Linked DNA regions of Mus musculus: region 1 is linked to region 2. The links are chromatin loops, found by intact Hi-C in ENCODE. Cell type or tissue: left cerebral cortex. All regions are shown on one strand. Each heading gives the region's core, and the rest is flanking DNA. Links, peaks and the distances in the headings are about the cores only. Region 1 overlaps Ssh2 (slingshot protein phosphatase 2). Region 2 overlaps Ssh2 (slingshot protein phosphatase 2).

Region 1 (7,488 bases), core at 1,958-4,457, 100 kb before region 2:
GTCTTCGATAGGAAACAGTTTGAACACTGAAAATAGTAAGGCTTGAAGATAGGAGAGAACAAAAACCACCAAATTAGCTGGGTATGGTGACACAGGCTCAGGAGGTTGAGACAGGAAAATGCTGAATTTAAGACTAGACCAGCCTACACAAAGAGACCCTCCCTTTAAAAACAAACAAGGCCAGGCCAGAAAAATGGCTCAATAGGTAAAGGCATGTGTTGCCAAGACTGACAGCCTGAGCTCAAACCCTAGGATCCGCAGGTAGAGGGAAAGAACCTTCTCCTGCGTGTTGTCCTCTGACCTCTATGCATGCACCATGACACCATCTCCCCTCCCCACCCACCCCCAAATTTTTTTTTAATTGGATGATAGGGAGAAAAACAAGCTCTGAAGCCAGGATGTCCAGCTAAGTTTGAAATTTTCCTGTGGAAATTGTAGAGCTGGCTCAGCAATTTAGAGTACTTAATTGTTGATCTTGCCGAGGACGCAGGTTCAATTCCCAGAATGCACATGGTGGCTCACAACTGTTCTAGGGAATCTAACAACACCTTATCTCCAAGGACACCAAGCACCAAGTGATGCACAGACCATACATACGCAGGCAAAGTGCTCACATGCATACAATAAAATAAATATGAAATACTAATGTGACTGCTTACATTATTTAACCTCTGTGAACCTCATGATGATAATAACTCAGTAAGTTACTTTTGAAAATTGAGATAATACATCTGAATTTAATATGCCTAGTGCTCACAGAGCCAGAAGGCATAGGATCCCCTGCAACAATAGCTGTGGATAGTTATGAGCTGCCTCATGGGACTGAGACCCAGCCAGGGTCTTCACAAGAGCAACGGCTGATTTAAACTGTTGAACCATCTCTCCAGCTCCAATGCGTGTGAATTTCTGATGGCGCACACTGAATGTTAGCTCAATGAGTCTCAGTCTATCAATTATTTCCCTTTTTCAAGGTCTTCTACTCCTCTACTTTCCATCTTTTTGTTACTCTCAAACTCACTTCTTCCATTCTGTCTCACTTCATTCTACTATACTCTCCGTATTAGGTCATACTTGACTCATTTTCCTACCTTATATAGCATGAGGGTTAGCATTGATTGTATTTTAAAGTATCTTTTTTTGAAGGATTTATTTTTATTTTACGTATATGAGTGTTTGCTTGCATGTACGTGTACCTGGTGCCCAAGGAAAGCAGACAATGGTGTCAGAGCTCCTGGAACTGGATTTACAGATGGTTGTAAGCCTCCATGTGGGTGCAGGAAACTGAACTTGGGTATTCTACAAGAGTAGCAAGTGCTCTTAACTGCTGAGCCATCTCTCCAGCCCCATTTTAAAATATATTATAAATTTATATTATTTTTAAGTAGTTTAAATTGTGAGAAAGAACATGCTAGGAGGAATACAGTAGAGCTGTTTTAGGGAAATTGGGGATGGGTATGATTTCATTTTTACACATATGAAATTCCCAAAAATAAAATTATAATAAAGATGCATTATATATATTGAATTATAGTTAAATAATTATTTGAAATAAATAATCCATGATATCTTCTTTATAATATTTTCTTTTTTAAAGGATTTATTTTTATTATTTAATTACATATGGAGGAGTCTTGCACAGGAATGCTAGTGCCCACAGAGGTCAGAGGGGTTAGGTTCCCCTGGGGTTACAGGCAGTTGTGATATGAGTGAGGGTCTCAGAAAAGCAGCATGTGTGCTAACCATTGAGCCATCTTCCCAGCCTCTGTGTTTTCACTCTACAATCTTGTATTTTCCCTAGTTTCAGTTAACAGCCTATTTACTTTTCTTTTTTTGTTTTGTTTTGTTGTTTTGTTTTTTTCGAGACAGGGTTTCTCTGTGTAGCCCTGGCTGTCCTGGAACTCACTCTGTAGACCAGGCTGGCCTCAAATTCAGAAATCCTCCTGCCTCTGCCTCCCGAGTGCTGGGATTAAAGATGTGCGCCACACAATCCTGCAGTTTTTTTCTTATGATGTATTGGGGAGGGAGGTGTATCCCTATCTGGCTGTACATAAACATGTAGAGACTGGATGACATCCTAGGAGATCATTTCCATGGGTGCCATCTGCCCCCTTTCTTTTTCCTCTCCTCCTTCCTCTCCTTTTATCTCTTTTCTTCTTTTTTTCCTTTTCTCATCTTTGAGACATAGTCTCTCACTGGCCTGGAACTCAGAACATGAGGCTGCCAGCCTGCAAGCACTAGGGATCCCCTAACTTCCCTCCCTTCATATCAGAATTACATATAATGGCTTGTTTTGGTTTGGTTGGAAGGCTAACACTTTACTGACTGAACTCTCTCCTCAGCACTCAGTATATTTCATTTGCAATGTAATAGGCAGACAATTGCACAGAAGACCATCTTGGGCCCTAAGTTAATTTACTTTAGTTCATGGGATAGGTGAGACGAAAGAGTTCAAAGGGAAAACCCTTTTCTAAGGGCAATTAATTAATATCTACCACATCTTAAGATACTTAAAATACGTTTAACTAACTGCAGTTCTACCTCTTAAGCATCCATGTAACAATTATGTGCACAAGTGTGCACATAATTGTGAAAAAGTACAAAGCCTACCACTTGTGAAGCTCTGGGTTAACAACTGACTCTTCTCTCTCAGAGTATAAAAGCATGTTCAGTGATAAAAACTGGAAACAAATACCTATCTGCAGCAAATTGTTTGAACAAGTTGTATATGGTCATATAACATGTGTCTTTAAAAGAGTTAGGTAGGCCAAGTGTGGTGTGCATGCCTTTAATTGTGGCACAGGAAGCAAAGACAGGCTGATCTCTTTAGTTTAAGGCTTCATCTACATAGTGAGTCCCAAGATAGCCTGGGCTATGTAGGAAGAACCTGTCTCTAAAACAAATAAAATGAAATAGATTTATATGACCACAAGAAGATACCCAAGATATAATGATAAATGTCAATGAGAAGCAAAATAAAACACATCATACAATTGTATGTGTGCATTTATCATGTGATCTTCCTAAAGGACAGCTACACTCATATTTGCATATGTGAGGACATTTTCTGAAAACAGTTGTAATTGCCTAAGAGTGACATGACAGAGATGAGAAAAGTGGCTTTTCTTTTCCGCTTCTGAATCCTTGCCATATGTTACTATGACTTTTAAGTGGTTTAAAAAACAGAATGAAGAAATAGAGCAGGAACTAAACAGTTAATGTTTTGTGAAGTGTGTTGAATGTGAAAAGTGATCCCATAAATGCCTATTATTTTTACTAAACAATAGACGTGTCAGGCTTCTGTAACCTGAAGAAAGCAGGACTGCAGCATGTCCTTGTGCAGGAGCATATGGTGGCTCTGACCAGGTGGGAGGGACGCTTTAGAGAGCCTTTCTCTGGTGTTGAGATGCAGATCTTCTCAGGGTTCCACATTGCTCTTGTGTGTGAAATTCTATGCAAATGATTATAAAAGCTCAGTGGCATGGTTCAACTCAAGTGTTTAAAACAAAACACTCACAAAACATGACTGCTTTACGGAGCTATTGTTAACATTGTGCTGTACGGTATTGTCTGAAGAGTGCCTTTGACTTAGTGTAGTAAGATAGCTCTGTCTGCACAATAAATCTGAAATTGGGGGGATTATCTTGAGAGTTTTGTCCTGGCATTTTGCAGATTAAAAGATACATCAGGTTGTGTTACTCCGGGTAACAAGATTTTTGTTTTGTAACGTTTAAAGTGTTGGTTTTCTTCTTTTTGACACTCAAGGGATTAATTTACTATTTATTTCTCTAGATCAAACCCTTAGAGGAAACATCAAAACACAAGGAAGTCCTTAGTATAATCATTTTTCTTATGACCAAGTACTTAAATAATACAGTTGCATAAGTTAATGCTATTATTTGAAAGCTTAAAAGTAGAAACATGAAGTAAATATTACAGATATCAGATGACTATAGACTGTACAGTAAAACTTCCTAAATGAAATGATAATGTTTTTATGTATTTCAATTTTCACTCATTTCATCAACTTCTAGGTAATGAAATAAATACAAGTCCCTTTCTATTACTGGAAGCTGACTGTCAAGTTTGTGATAATAAAAACTTGTCGTCCTATCCAAACAGTGCTTTTGTCCACATATCTTGAAAAGAATTAACTTTCTTTTTTTTTTTCCTGTATGTGTGTATGAACTGGGGTCAGAGACAATTTATAAGAATCAGATCTCTTCTTCTACCATGTAGGATTGAACTCAGGTCATGAGCCTTGGCAGCAGCTGTCCTTAACTACTGAGCCATTTCATTGGGCCTGGATCTTACTTTTTTAAGACAGGGTCTCACCGTGTAGCCCGGGCTAGCCTAGAACTTTCTATGTAGACCAGGCTGGCTTTAAACTCACAGATATTCTCTGGTCTCAGCCTTCTGAGTGTTGGGATTAAACATGTATGACACCATGCCCCACCCTAGAACTTCTTATATCAGAGTCATTACCACTCCTTAACGCTTATGGAAAAAAACAAAGAAAACCATCTCCAATATTTTCTCAGTGAAAATGTAAGGTCAGTATTGAGCCTTACCTTAATATGGCAAACATTAAAGCCAAAGAGAAGATCTTTGTGCTAAGTATTTTTTTAAATATAGATACTGTTTTCTAATTAATCCTCAAAACAACTTAATAAATTAAGCTAATACTCAATGCAGTTTGTTAATTCCAAAGCCAGAGTCTTTAATGGCTGGTCACTGTCGATTTGAACTAGGTGTCTGTCTTAAATGGACTAAATATATTTCATGTTTCAGAATTTTTTAGTCTGTTTGTTTGTTTGCTTGCTTGCTTCTTTTAAAAGTATACTTATTTATTGGCTGCATAGGGGGTGGTTACACAAGTGTGGGCATACCACAGCACCACAGTGCCAGTACTGAGGTTAGAGGCTAACCTGTGGAAGACATTTCTCTTCTTCCACTATGTGAGTCCCACTCTGTGAATTCAAGTTGTCAGGCTTAGCAGCAAGCTTGCACCTTTACTTACTAAGCCACCTCATTGCCCGAGTCTGCCTGTGTCGTGAAGGCTAGCCTTAAACTTGTGATCCTGCTGCTTCAGCCTTTCAGGTGTTAGTACAGTGGGCACGCACCACCACACCTGACTCCTCAGAATCTTTAGTTGACAAGAGAATAGTCTGTCTAAGATTTTCAACTCTCAAAACAAAATTGGGGATTTGACTGTCCTGGAATTAGATTTGTAGACCAAGCTGGCTTCGAACTCAGAGATCCACCTGCCTCTGCCTCCCAAGTGCTCAGATTAAAGGCCTGTGCCACCACCACCTGGCTGAAAAAAAATTCTTAAAGATCTTATTATATAATTTTACATTAAGGGACTTATCAAAGCCTTAGTTACTATTTAAAAGGAGAATTTAAAAGGACGGGATTAGAGGTATTTTAAGTCTTCTTACTTGAATGGCTGACAAAGGTCTTTTAAGGGAAAACCAAAAGACTGTGCACTTCTGGGGCACCATTGTAGGAACCTTTTTGTGTGGCATAAGGATACATATTTACAAAATCTGTATCTATGAAATCTTCATCCCTTGCATTTCTAAATGTAATGAGTTTGATTGGATCAAGTAATACACATTTTCTGCTGAATTGTTTTTCAGATAAAGATGACTGCCATGCCATCATCTTTCCTAAATGACATCATTTAATACTGACTTCAGTAAAAATCCCCATCTCTTGCTGTGTCATGAAAGGAACTGGGCTCACCTTAATGCTGTTCTAAAGTGCCTTTTTTTTTTAATCACAGTAGGAGATTGTAATAAATTACAGCCTGAAAGAAGTTTCAAACTGGCAAGTTTGCCAGATATTTTAAGCAATTTATTTTGGGGTGTATCAGCAGATTTTTTTTTTTCTTACACTGCCATTTGGGTGCCTGCTGACACAGCTTGAACAAATCTTTAAAACATTTCCTTCCTAGAGATGGATGAAGATGATGAAACTAACATCCAGACTTTCCCTTAACTCTTCACTTGCCACATGGGTCTTTCCTACTGCCAGATCCCTAGGAAGTTATAGAAACCACCTTTTGTATGCTTCACAGTATTCTGAGCCCCGCATTACCTTGGTAATGGCTTGAAGTTTTATGGACAACTAATAAAAAAGTAATTCTAGTTTTAGGCATAAAATTTTATGTTTAGATTATGTTCATTGTCAGCATATTGAATATTGTCAAACTTCCCTGTACTTTCATATAAAACAAAGATTTGAGTTTTTCTTGATTCTAATACATTGAAAGTCTTACCTAGTTGGTTAGTAAAGTTGTTTTTAAAGTTCACTAATTTCTGGCTTTTGGATTCATTCATACACACACACACACACACACACACACACACAGAAATACTAAAAAAAAAAAAAAAAAAAAAAAAAAAAAAAAACAGTGGTCCCTAAAGTATTTGCCCTGGTGTAAGAAAGGAAGAGCGAGAGGGGAGCTGGAGGATGAGTTGTTGCAGGGTGCTTCGGTGTACTGGCCCCTGTAAACCAAGACCTGAAACAGAAAGAGGCTCCTTTTTCAGAGCTAGTTCTGATCAGATGAAAGGCACTGTACAGCCCATTGCAAGGAGCATGGGAAGGGCTTAAACCTTGTAAGGCATCAGAGAATGCCCTTTGATGGGAAACGCCGCCTTAGATGGAAACACAGGCCATCTTCGAAAACTACCGACATCTAGATCTCGTTCCAAATGCATCAAAATTTAATTAGTCCAATGTGTAGTTTGGGCATTGGGATATTTAATCTTCACAAATTGTACATACAACTAAGGCTGTTGAACCCTCTATATTTATTTACAAGGGTTAGAAGATTCTTGTCCACATTGTCACACACTATAATCTCTCTAGTTCCACCTTGAGGACCCAAGAAAACCATTGATACATATTTAACTTGTGAGACCTTTAAAAACTTTGAAGACCATTCATAAACTTGGTTTGTTTGCAGTACAGTGCATAGAGCTGGTTAAGAGGCTACAGTGCATAGATCTGTTTAAGATACGGTACTTTTCAGTTGAGCATTCGGAGTAGAGAAATTTTCTCTGCCCATTACTCTCCCTTCACCCAGGCTATCGTCTCCCGCAGCCCCCTTACCCAGGAGGCCCGTAAGCGTTGAGGGATCCGCGCGGGCGCTAGGAGCCTTGGGGCGGAGCGTCGGCGAGGCCCACCCTCCGGACGCTCTAGACCGCCCCGCCCAGGCGCCCCGCCCCGGACGCGGGTGGGGGAGGGCTGCTGGCAGCGCCCGACTGCCCAGACTACACAGCGGAGCCCCGGGGCTTCGGCGGCTGCCTCGGAGCTCCCGGGCGGACCCAGGTCAGCCGCCGGGAACCAGCGTCTCGGGCCCGGGTTATTCGAACGCCGGTCCAGGATGCGGAGCTATTCAGTGTGAGTCGACTTCATGACCCTGAGCACTTTGGCAGGCGAAAGGAAAGCGCTCCCTGCCAGCACCTGCAGCCTCGGTGGCCC
Region 2 (7,488 bases), core at 2,974-5,473:
AACTTCAGTATTTATTCTGGAGCCCCAGGCTACTGCAAGCTGTTGGGTTGGTTTCCCTTCCCCAGTATACCTCCCCCAATATGTGGTTTTTCTTAGATGTTAAAGGAATCTCAGGAAAAAAATTTAAATGAGGATATGAAGGGCAGCATAAACCAGAATATCACACTTCCTCTTTCCTTTTCCTTTCCTTTTCTGTTCCATCCCGACTTCCTGAGCCTGATTCATAAAGGGAGGGCAAACTCCAGACAGGAAAAAACACAGAATTTGCATCATTAGATCTGGTTTCTGTTCCTAGTTCACCCGTATGCTGCAACCTTCAGAAGTTACTTGGTGTTTCTAGTCCCCACTTGACCCCCATCTGTAAAATTAAAACATCAATATGAAGTTTAGAGTTAGAGAAGGCAATATGCAGTGCCTTTAACTCCAGCACTTGGATACATGCAGTTCTCTGTAGGTTCAAGGCCAGCCTGGTATACATATCAAACTCTAGGACAGAAAGGACCACATAGAGAGACCCTGTCTGTAGATCTCTGTTTACTGTTTTGTTTTTGGTTTCTTGGGTTTTTTTTTTTTTTCATAAAATAACACATTTTGGTTTTTTTAAAGACAGGCTATCACATACCCTAAGCTAGCCTTGAACCTACTATGTAGTCAAAGCACCTAAGCCTCCTGCCTCATCTCCCAAGTGTTTAAGTCATTCTTTATATATATATACCACTATGTGTTAAAGGTTGTTTCTCATCATTTCTTCTCTCCATGATTACCAAAAAAGCATACATTCATATATGTTCTTTTTTTCCTTCTCCACTGACATTAACCTGCCTCCAACCATCACAGTCATACCAACTCCCCAGAAAAATGGCATGAAAAGTATCTCTGGAATCTCTTGTGTTGTGATGTCCAGGTTAGGGATATCATTTAGGCCACTTTTGACCGCCAGGACTGCTCATAAAGAATGTTCTAGAACCAAATCCAACTAAGCCTCACTGTCCCTCCATTTCACTGGTGTCACCTGTGTGGAGTGGTCTACAGAGGAAGGGGGAACTCTCTGAAAGGCAGTTAGACAGAGACAACTTCCAAAGTTTGGTTGTTCCTTAATAGTATTTTTTTCTGGATCTTGTTTTCACATCATAGGAAACACATGGTGGCTCTCAGAGAGTAAGAGTTGTGATCCCAGCATCCTCTAACTGTAGTTACACAGAGCAGCGCTGGGTACTTGGCTGGTTGTGCCAGCTGTTGTCTGTTGGAGGGAGCTTCTTGGTGCAGTGACCTCTGAGTAACCTATTTCTATAGTAACATCTCAGTTGATTACAGTCTTAGTGAGAGCATGAGGGCCACAGCAATATGTCAGAAATGCAAAGAACTTCTTACATCTCTCAAAATATCATTGGTAGCTTAGAAAAGGCTGGTTTACTCTTCCTCTTGAAGACCTAAGAAGGATGGTATAATTAAACTGTTGGTATTTTTCATGTTGTATTTTTTTTCTGTTTTAATAGTTGTGGGGTGGTAGCAAGAAGAGCGAGTTATAAAGCTCTTCCTGCTACCACAAGCATCTGCCAGATTTATGCTCTATCAGACAGGTTCAAATTTCAAGCAGACCATTTGCAAGTTGAACCATGTGTCTTTGGTATTAGGTTCCAGTGTAAAGGGGACAGGAGGAAAACTAGGGAGGAAAGCTAGAGAGAATTTGTATGTCATGTCCTCAGACATGTCCACTTTGGTTATGAGGGCCAGAGATAGCAGGGCTCTCTTCTTATCCTGGTTTTCTGGTGGAGAGCAGTCTAGTTAGACATAGCTGTCAGCCCAGAGCAAGGAGCCTGAAATGAAAGGACATGGATTTCTGGTCCCATGACAGCCAAGCCTAGTTGTGGCTTAAAAGGATTTTTTAAAATAGCTTTCTGGCTAAATAATTGAAAATATCCAGGACCATGCACAACTCATGGAAGTGCCAACACTGCTTTCCTAGTCCCCTAGAAGGTAACCACGGCCAACCTCAGTCTCCTAGCCCTACACTTCTAGCAATACTTTCTTCTGTATACATTTCTTAAAGAGTTGATGCTATTACCTAACATGTAGCAAGAAAGCAGAAGGAAGAGAATAGAATGTCTTATATATCTTATCAATTACATTTTTTCTGCTCATCTAATAAATAAGAAAACTAAACTGTTTCCCAGAGTAGCCTAGTCATATGTGTGCCTGTGTTTACATGATTCCAAATTCAGGTCAGGGGCCACTCGAAGGAGGGGAGATCTGAGGCGTGGTTGCATCATCTAGGCCATAAGCCAACTCTGAAGTTCCTTTTTGGCAGCTTGTTTATTTACTTGCCTGCCTAGAATGGGAGGTGGGGGTCAGCTGGATTAGAAATTACCAGTTTAAAATAATAGATATGATCTACTGTTGTGTGCCAAGTACTGTCCATGTCAAAGCATTAGAATACACCAGGCAGAGCCTAACTGAAAAGCAATCTAGTGTTCCCAGCAAACCAGTGATGCACACATGCCCCATGACCCATATATTACACTCTATTGCATGACACCTCTGAGAGACTGAAGTCTTAGCAGCTACAAGAATGTCCCTGGCAATGTTTATAGTAGCTAAGACTATTTGTCAACCATATGGACAAACTAATTGTGAAACATTTATTTCACTTTATGAAAATAAATTTACATACAGTGATGGAGCTTGAAAACATTTTAGCCAAAATAATGTTTTATGGTCGGGTGTGGTGGGCATGCCCCTAATCTCAGCAGAGAGAGGCAGGCAGATCTCAGTAAATTCAAGGCCAGCTTGCTCTTCATATAGTGAGTTGCATGATAGCCTGGGCTGTGTAGTAAGATTCGATCTTAAAATTAGTTAATTTTTAAAACCACCTGCAATAACATTTTAAGGGAGAGGAAGGGACAGATGATCAGCACAGAGCTCAGGAGGGAGGAGGTTACAGGTCAGCAGGGAGCACGTGAAGGTTGTGGTGCTGTAGCAGTGATGGTGGTCGCTGGACTGTGTTAGTGTGCCTACCACTCTGCCTCAGGCCAGTCTTTGGATTAGATTTTCTTTCTCTTACTCTCTCTCTTTTTTTAATATTTTTATTAGGTATTTTCCTCATTTACATTTCCAATGCTATTTCTTACTCTCTTATAAGTAGGTGTCAATTGTATTCCCAAGGCTCAAAGGAGTATTTTCTGATGATCATCAACCCCCAAGAAGAGAAGGAAGTCCCTGCTGAGCAGCAGGCTGTGATGTTAGCTCGCTCCTCACTAGCACAGCTCCCATCTGTATCCCCTCGTGACTGATACAGCACTTCAGTGTACTAGGTTTATTCCTTGTATGTATGAGTGTCTGCCTATGTTCATGTTTATGCACCACATGCATGATTGGTACCCATGGAGGTCAGAAGAGGGCATGATTCTCTGGATGTTATAGATGGTTGTGAATCACCATGTGGGTGCTAAGAATTGAAGCTAACTCCCCTGCAAGAGCAATCATTCTTAACCACGGAGCTATCTCCCCAGCCCTGACTGATAAGCAATTCGCCAGCATTTAAAAAAACAAAAACAAAAACAAAAAACTATACTTTGGGGAATTGTTGAGATTATGGAAACTTCTCATTTGTTTGTTGGCTAATTATCAGCTGCTGTTTTATATCTGACATACTTTGTCAGATGGCTGAGAACAGCTACCCTCCAAGCTGTCTCCTCAGCCATCATCACAGGACTTCTCTTATGGTGCTGAATGAGAAGACCCATTTGCACAACCCCACAATGAGTGACAGTGTGGAAATCAGAAAGCACAGGTGGTATTTAGGCCTGGAAACAAAGGCCTCCAGAACTAAGAAAAGAACCTCACACAGGAAGCAAACTGGCCTTGGTTGGTAATAATACAGTTTAGTCCATGCTTTCTCAAAGCAGTCAGCTTGCCTCTCCCTTACTTGAGATGTGTGATATGTGTTATGTTGTCTCCTCCTAGGGGTGGCTAGAGGTCATGCAGCTTGAAAAGGGTAAAGCTCTACTGTACACCCAGCCAGCTGATTATAGCTTGTCTTCATAAACAGATTTGACCTGTTCTCTCTGACGGAAAGCACCCTCTGCTGTGAAGGCCTGAGTCGAGCGCCCCACCCAAGCAGCAGACGGCAGAGGGAGCTGAGAGCAGGTGTAGAGCTGAGAAGAAACAGGGTCACATCAGTGTAGGCACATGACTCAGCAGAACCCTCGTGTGGCCCCAAGCCACGGGCAAGTTGTTTGAAACTGAGTTTCCCCTTCCACCCAGAAGTTAGGTAACTCTTTGTCTGCTATTAAATCATGGGGACTGTCAAGCACCATATTTAGGATCTAATCCCTGGGCAGGTGATCCTGACCAACGGTACAGGCAGCTGAGATATTTTGGCTGGGGCTTTGATAATTGTGTTTCCTTTATAAGCATGTAGTTTGAAGTAAACTTGTCCCCATCTCAGACTGCACTTCATGAAATAACCAAAGAATGACTATGTAGTGATCTCTGGGGTTGATAAAGAGCCCTCTTTGGACCACATTTTCCTAAGTGTTGTCTCAAGTTCTAAGATCTTTTGGGAAAGGCTTGTCCTCTATACTCATCCTCTTCATTCTATAACAGCATATTCAATCCACATTTACTAGGCCTCCTTTATTTTCTAACTTAATGATCACCTTAGCCAGACATGGTGGTACACGCCTTTAATCCCAGCGCTCAGGAGGCAGAGGCAGGTGGAGCTCTGTGAATTCAAGACTAGCCAGTTCTACATAGTGAGCTCCAGGTCAGCAAAGGCCACATAGATCCTGTTTCAAACACATACAAAAGACTGATCACGGGGGAGCTGGATAGAAGGCTCAACAACCCACTTTGGTATCCAGCACCCATACTGGGGTAGCTTCTAGAGATCTGACTCCTCTTCTGACCTCTATGGTCATCCTCACAAATAAAAATAAGAAGGATCCTGATCACCATTCCCCCACATCTGCCCAGCAACAAAAGCTAATACATAAGCTCTTATTCCAATAATAAACCTCCAAAAGATTATTGCTTTTTGAGTAACTTATATGTTCTTTAGGTTGGGGGGTTGTTTTGTTTTATTTCTGGTTAAATTGTTAAACATTTTTTTAAAGATTTTAGATATTTTAATTTTTTAAAAAACTGTGTAAATTTTGATTGTATTCCTTCCCCTCCCCCAACTCCCAAATCTTCTTCCACCTTCCTACCTTTCTTTCCCTCTTTAAAAAAAAAAAAAAAAGATGGCATAGGTCAAAACAAACAAAAACCAGTAAGACAAATAGCACCCCAAAACCATAGTACCCATGTTGTGTTGAAGCCTGCTCTAGAGCATAGTTGATATATCCAGTGCCACCCTAGTGGAGAAAACTGATTTCCCCTTTCCCAGCAAATACCTATTGCAAATAGCTTCTTGGTTAGGAATAGGACTTTGTGTCCCTTTCTCTGTGCTGAGAGGTTTTATCTGAACTTATGCAGGTCTGTGTGTGCTGTCACAGTCTGAGTTTGTATGTGAGGCAGCCCTGTCATGTCTGGAAGACGTTGTTTCTTCAAGTCATTCCCCCACCTCTGGCTCTTATAATCTTTTCTGCCTACTCTTCTACATAGATCCCTGTGTCTTGAGAGGAGCAGATTTATTTATCTTATTTTATGTGTATGATGTTTTGCCTGAATGTATGTTTGGTACCCATGTGCCTTTGAAGGCTAGAAAAGGATATCAGATCTCCTGGAGCTGAAGTTAAAGATGGTTTTGAGCCACTATGTGTATGATGTTTTGCCTGAATGTATGTTTGGTACCCATGTGCCTTTGAAGGCTAGAAAAGGATATCAGATCTCCTGGAGCTGGAGTTAAAGATGGTTTTGAGCCACTATGTGGTTACTAGGAACTGAACCCCAGTTATATGTGTGTGTGTGTGTGTGTGTGTGTGTGTGTGTGTGTGTGTGTGTAAAAACCATATACCCTTAAAATATTTCCTCAAGAAAACTTCTAACAGGAAGAACTGATTATTTAAAGATTAAATTTGGAGAACTATTGCTACACTTGACAGGGCCTGTGAGATAGCCCATCAGGTAAGGTGCTTGCCACTATGCCTGACAACTTGAGACAGATTCCCTAGGACTCAGGTGATGGAGTGAGAGAACCAACTATTTCAAGTTGTCCTCATATCTCCACTTGTTGTCCCATCATTAACACAGTAAAAGACGTTAAAAAGATTGAAGTCAACAGGTCACACTTACCCATGCCATGAGAGAACTTGATTATCAATAGTGACTGTTAACAACAATTTCAGGTACCATTAATCTGATTACAGAAAAAAAGTCAGATCTCAACACTCTGGAGGCAGAGGCAGAGAAATATCTACGAGTTTGAGGCAGACTGGTCTACCCAAGAGATGGCAGGAGTTTCGTCCAAGTCAGCCGGGACTCTAGTGAAGCTCTGTCTCGAGAAACAATTCAGATCTTAGCCATTATTGCTGTTTGCTTTGGGTTTTGTTCATATAAGTTGCAGTGTTCTTTTGTCTTGGTCCAGTGAATAGGAGCAAGGATTCGCAGGAGATAAGTTTCTCTGGGTGTGGTTTCCCCAGGAAGGATGTTGACTGTTTTCACAAACCTGTTTGTGTTGTTCACAGCAAACAGCGGCATAACAAACTCTGGAGATCTCATTCAGATAGTGACCTTTCAGACCACCACGAACCCATCTGTAAACCTGGGCTCGAGCTCAACAAGAAGGAGATGACCACGTCAGCAGACCAGATCGCTGAGGTGAAGACTGTGGAGAACCTTGCTGCCATGCCTACCGTCTTTATGGAACATGTGGTCCCACAAGATGCAAATCAGAAAGGACTACACACCAAAGAAAGAGTCATCTGCTTGGAGTTTTCTTCACAAGAGTTTCGTGCCGGACAGATTGAAGATGAATTAAATTTAAATGACATCAATGGATGCTCATCAGGGTGTTGTCTCAGTGAATCAAAACTCCCTCTTGACAACTGCCATGCGTCTAAAGCCTTACTCCAACCTGGACAGGCCCCAGACATTGCCAACAAGTTCCCAGACTTAGCTGTGGAAGATCTGGAGACAGACGCACTGAAAGCAGACATGAATGTCCACCTACTGCCAATGGAAGAGTTGACATCTCGACTGAAAGACCTCCCCATGTCACCTGATCTGGAGTCACCAAGCCCCCAAGCCAGTTGCCAAGCTGCCATCTCAGATTTTAGTACAGATCGTATTGACTTTTTTAGTGCCCTGGAGAAATTTGTAGAGCTTTCTCAAGAAACCCGGTCTCGGTCTTTTTCTCACTCAAGGATAGAAGAATTAGGTGGAGGAAGGAGTGAGGGCTGTCGTTTGTCAGTGATAGAAGTGGCAGCTTCAGAAATGGCAGCTGATGACCAGAGAAGCAGCTCTTTGAGTAATACGCCCCACGCCTCTGAAGAGTCTTCTGTGGATGAGGACCAGTCGAAGGTAAAACTGCTTTATGGTTTTCTATTT

What was found. A loop is a pair of places that touch in the nucleus more often than their neighbours do. Peaks named below come from ENCODE experiments on the same cell type or tissue, not always from the same donor. Only the 100,000 strongest peaks of a DNase experiment are listed, where the experiment ranks them.
Region 1: it touches region 2 in a loop (2.1-fold over the local background); 12 of 42 quality-filtered maps call a loop at or near these places.

What each region holds. Positions count from the first base shown.
Region 1 is chr11:77,341,006-77,348,493 of GRCm38, forward strand. All of the region lies in intron 2 of Ssh2 (slingshot protein phosphatase 2), which reads left to right. Among named protein-coding and RNA genes, the nearest start is that of Gm24989, 100 kb to the left of the region's middle. In left cerebral cortex, for the core only: no CTCF peak of the experiment used is centred there; a DNase peak (open chromatin) is centred at 3,369.
Region 2 is chr11:77,442,762-77,450,249 of GRCm38, forward strand. Ssh2 (slingshot protein phosphatase 2) reads left to right here. Exons shown (of 15, transcript NM_177710.4): 14 at 6,627-7,461. Among named protein-coding and RNA genes, the nearest start is that of Coro6, 17 kb to the right of the region's middle. In left cerebral cortex, for the core only: CTCF peaks have their summits at 3,968 and 5,366; a DNase peak (open chromatin) is centred at 3,991; H3K27ac peaks cover 35 bases.